Regions from separate parts of the Homo sapiens genome. Here region 1 is linked to region 2. A link is an interaction called in ENCODE POLR2A ChIA-PET data of the cell type or tissue named here. Cell type or tissue: K562. All regions are shown on one strand.

Region 1 (2,500 bases), 71 kb before region 2:
TCATTTATAAGAATTACATAAAAACCCTAAATGTATATGGAAGCTAAAAACAAACCTTCAAAATATAAAAACTGAAAATTAATTTTTGGACAAATTGGACTACATCAAAATTAAAAACTTTAACTCTGAAACAACACTGCTAAGAGAGTAAAAAGAAAGGCTACAGATTGGGAGAAAATATGCGCAAATCACATATCCAACATAAGACTTGCATTCAGAATCTAAAAGGAAATTTTTTAATTCAACAATAAGTAAGCAAACAACCAAATTAAAAAATGGGCAAAAGAGGTGAACAGACACTTTACCAAACAGTATTTAAGGAGAGCAAATGAGCACATGAAAAGATATTTAACATCGTTAGTCATTATGAAAATGCAAATTAAAACCTTGTTGAAATGCAATTACACACATAAATAAAAATAACGACAATGTCAAGTGAGAGTGACCATGCAGAACAGTTGGAACTGCAAACATTGCTGTGGGAATGCAAAATGGTTCAGCCACTCTGGGAAACAGCAAGTTTCTTATAAAGTGAAACACACACTTACCATATGACAGAACGTCAATTCTACTCCTGAGTACTTAGAGAAATATAAATTTATGTTCATTCTAAAACTGGTACAGGAATGTTGATAGAGGCTCTGTTTATAATTGCCCACTGGAAACAACCCAGATGTTCTTCAAGGGATGAATGGTTACATAAATGAGCCAAAGATGGCCTCTGTGTTTTGGCCCCTATGTTTATTGTAGGTTGAGACCAGTTAGCTCAAAATCCTGCCCAAACCAAACTCAAATTTGTACATACCGAGTTATTTATAAAATTGCCTGAACAAGCAAATTTTTAGCTATTTAGAGCTTTCCTGCTTTGCATACTCCAAGAAACCTCACCCAACAGCTGTTACCTACTGATAAATAGGGCCTTGCAGTTATAAAACCCAAAATTCCTGCTGCCTTTGGTTTGCCTGACCCAAGACTTCCTGCTGTGCTGCTGTGAGACACCCTTGAGATACATACATAAGCCCCATATTCAACCCTCCCTCCAGAGTTCTCTTGCCTTATTCCCTTTCTCATTGGTGGTCTCATTAGACTGTCTCATGCAACCCTGTCTTACTGCCACTCAATAAAGTTGTGTGTTACTGCCTCTCATTGTCATATGTTTTTCCTAGCTCAGTCCCCAAATCCCTAAAACCCTTAGGTGAATACATAAGCAAACTTTAGTACATCCACACAATGAAACACTACTTAGCACTAAAAAGCAACAAACTATTGATACACGTAGCAATCTGAATGCTCAGTAAATGAGGCCAGAATCAAAGTTGATACTACAGATTTCATTTATATAACAGTTTCCAAAAGACTACAGTGATAGAAAACAGATAACTGATTGTCAGGGATTCGGAATGGAGGTGAGTGTGACTTACAATGGAACAGAATCAGGAAAGTTTTGGGGATGATAGAACTATTCTGAATTCTGACTATGGTGGTGTTTACACATGTGTTAATATGCATGTATCTGTATACCAATATACCAAAAGGGCCAATCATGCATATTAACAACATACATATGTTAATATAACAGTTAATATAACAGTATATATATAACAGTATTACTATAACAGTTAATATAACAGTAACAACATACGTGTGTTAATATGCATGCATCTGTATACCAATACCAAAAGGGCCAATTCTACTGTATGCTAATTTTGTTTTGTTTTTTTTTTGAGATAGAGTCTCTCTCTGTCGCCCAGGCTGGGAATTTATAAAATTGACTGATTAAACCAGAAAGAATAACATTGTATTATATCATTTATTATGTGGATAGATAACAAAATATATACAATGATAGCATAAAGGACTGTAAGAGGAGAGTAGTTTTACTGTTAGAAGTTTCTTGCATTGTATAAGTAGTGGCACAGTATGTACTCTAAGTAGACTATGGTAAGTATATGTGTATATAAATACTTAGAAAAATCTCTAAAATATACAATGAAGTTAAGCTAAATATCAGTGGATAAATTAAAATGAAACACTAAAAATATCTGATTAATCCATGTGACGGCAAGAAAGGAAGAACAAAGGAAAAAAATAGTTGGGATGACTAAAAAAACAAATAGCAATATGATAGATATACTTAAACCCAGCCATACCAATAATTACATTAAATGTAAATGTACTAAACATTCCTATTAAGATGCAGTAATAGTCACACTAGATATTAAAAGCAATATCCAACCATATGCTACCTATAAGAGGCATACTTTATATATAAAACTGCAGATTGTTTGAGAGTACTAAGATGCAAATAAATATTCCACACAAAGAGCAAGCCTAAGAAAAACAACTATTTGTTTGAATAACATTATTAGCCAATTTTACTGGGTTAACAATAAACATTGCATCCATACACTATAAATATGTAACTTGTTTATGTGCACATGAAACATATATTTTAGATACAATATGCTGGGACACAAAATAAGTCTCAATGTTTTTAAAG
Region 2 (2,500 bases):
TGAGCTTGCATTGTGAACACTCTGAAAATGTAGGCCAGAGAACCTTCTGGCTGGAGATGGCTCCTGCTGCGAGAAGGGAATATGACAGATAGCATAAGATATTACAGTAATTTTACTGACAAAGCACTAAGCATATCACAAAAGAAGTTCAAAATCAATTCATCTGCTTCCAAGCAGAAGCGAGTCTAACAGGCAGTGAAGCATCATCTTGATAATGTAGTTGTTCCAAAAGAAGAAGGAATTAACCAGGCTACCCTAAATGTGTCTGTATGACATGCTTTTTTGTTTCTGTTACCCTGATAAGGACTTAAAATTCCATTTGTATGGAAATAAACTAAGCTTCCGAAGTTATCTTCCTGTTCCGGGGAGTTATCTCAGGAGGTTTGCTGCAGAATTTTTCTCTGACTAAATGGGATCTTAGGCTCAGAGGCTGCAAGGTTTCAGCTTTTGTTGTTAAATAGTAAAGCACACTCTACTTCCAGCCACTACAACTGTGCTTCTTTAAGGGCGGTATCCATTAAGGTTGTTTGATTACAAACAAAGAAAACTGGCTCTAAGCAACTTGCTATCCTTCCAACAAGTTCTTTTTCTACTTAATATTAACTAAAGAATCAGCTGAGCAGGTTAAAATTAGAATGGGAACCGTGCAGCGCATTGGGTGGTAGAAAATAGTTGACAACTCTCTCAGAGTTTATTCATTCCAACAATAGAACCCGCTGCAACCATTCTTTTCTGCATTCTCTACAATTTTTTCATTTTTTTTTTAGTATGATGTTTTGCTATCTAGCATTCTCCCCTCAAGACTGAAAGTCCCAAGAAAATGAGTCCAATTGTCCATGCTTGAGTCATATGCCCATGCTAGGGTGACAATCTCACCAAGATGTTCCTTAGTGAGTGAGGAAAGTTTGCCAAAGAGACATGGCAGTGCTGTTCCAAGAAAAGAAAGAGCTGGGTGCTGGGTGGGCAAGGACCACAGAGGAACTAAGAAGAGAGGCTATTTCTCCTACTGTCCCATCTCCAAAGAAAAGGAGGAAGTAAAAACCGAAAAATAACAGACTGATTGGCGCCAGTGGCCAGGCCTGTAGGTTAAAGATTAAACCCCACCCAAACCGCTTGTGCTATCTATAGATCACAGACAACGGTATGAAGAAATACTTGCATTGCTCACCACCCCCACCTAGTCACGTACCCCATGCTTGCTGGATCTATCATGACCCTTTCACGTGGACCCCTTAGAGTCGTAAGCCCTTAAAAGGGCCAGGAACTCTTTCTTCGGGGAGCTTGGTTCTTGAGATGCAAGTCTGTCGACGCTCCCAGCAGAATAAAGCCTCTTCCTTCTTTAACCTGGTGTCTGAAGGGTTTTGTCTGTGGCTTGTCCTGCTACATTTCTTGGTTTCCTGACCGGGAAGTGAGGTGATTAAGGGACAGTGGAGGCAGCCCCTTAGGCGGCTTAGCCTTGCCCTGCGGAGCATCCCTGTGGGGTACTCCGGCCAGCTTGAGCAATGTGGATCCTGAGAGTGCTCCTGGGTAGGCATTTGCCCCAGTGGAATGCCTCATCAGAGTGGTGCATGGCAGGCCCCCACGGAGGATCAACACAGGGGCTGAACACTGGGAAGGAACTGGCACGTGGAGTCCGGACATCTGGAATATGGTAGGACCGGTCCCAGGAACTTACCCACCCCATTTGAGTGGAAGCATGGCCTGATCACCCATGGTGTGCCCTTATTGGCACTTTGGTCTCAGTTTTGATTTTGATTTGGCTCGGCTTGTTTGAAAAAAAGGAAAGTGAAAGTGAGTGAATGCTTGTTTGGGATGGGCAACAGATAGACAGTGGTTGCCGTCCGAAGTGAGTGTTGAGCCCTGAGCTGCAGTTCCGTAGGATACCTCGTACAGCTAAGTGGCGGTTCGTGCTGGTGCCTGGTACCAGCCTGCCTAAGAGGATCTGAGATTCCCGCAAGGGAAGTGGCCAGTGTCAGGCGAGGCAAGTGAGTGACCCCTTTACCCTTTCCCTTCTTGTGTTGTGAGCATTGTTTTTGTCTGGCGGGGGTGAGGGTGGTGGAGATGGGTGAGACGCAAAGTAAGCCCACTCCATTAGGAACTATGTTAAAGAATTTCAAAAAAGGTTTTAATGGAGATTATGGGGTTAATATGACCCCAGGAAAACTTAGGACCTTGTGTGAGATAGATTGGCCAGCATTAGAAGTGGGTTGGCCATCAGAAGGAAGCCTAGACAGGTCCCTTGTTTCAAAGGTATGGCACAAGGTAACTGGTAAGCCAGGATACCCAGCCCAGTTTCCATACATAGACACTTGGTTACAGCTGGTTTTAGGCCCCCCATGGTGGTTAAGAGGACAGGCAGCAGCAGTACTAATGGCAAAGGGACAGACAGCCAAGGAAGAATCCTGCTCCACCCGCCAAGGGAAGTTGGCTCCTAAAGTCCTGTCCGACCCAACATCAGAGAATTCATGGCAAGAAATGGTGCCAGTAGCCCCCCTCTTTC

The links. ChIA-PET counts read pairs that join two places held together with the same protein. Peaks named below come from ENCODE experiments on the same cell type or tissue, not always from the same donor. Only the 100,000 strongest peaks of a DNase experiment are listed, where the experiment ranks them.
Region 1: POLR2A ChIA-PET joins it to region 2 with 13 read pairs; 3 of 35 experiments call an interaction of 5 or more read pairs at or near these places.

What each region holds. Positions count from the first base shown.
Region 1 is chr19:28,534,552-28,537,051 of GRCh38, forward strand. It overlaps the pseudogene LOC100420587. Among named protein-coding and RNA genes, the nearest start is that of ERVE-5, 71 kb to the right of the region's middle. In K562, no CTCF peak of the experiment used is centred here; a DNase peak (open chromatin) is centred at 980; H3K4me3 peaks cover 2,500 bases.
Region 2 is chr19:28,605,454-28,607,953 of GRCh38, forward strand. ERVE-5 (endogenous retrovirus group E member 5) reads left to right here and starts at 1,235. Exons shown (of 4, transcript NR_135636.1): 1 at 1,235-1,651. All of the region lies in intron 1 of LOC124904681 (a long non-coding RNA gene), which reads right to left. It also overlaps the pseudogene LOC100420587. RefSeq lists an enhancer at 458-1,657. In K562, no CTCF peak of the experiment used is centred here; DNase peaks (open chromatin) are centred at 64, 318 and 1,118; H3K4me3 peaks cover 2,284 bases.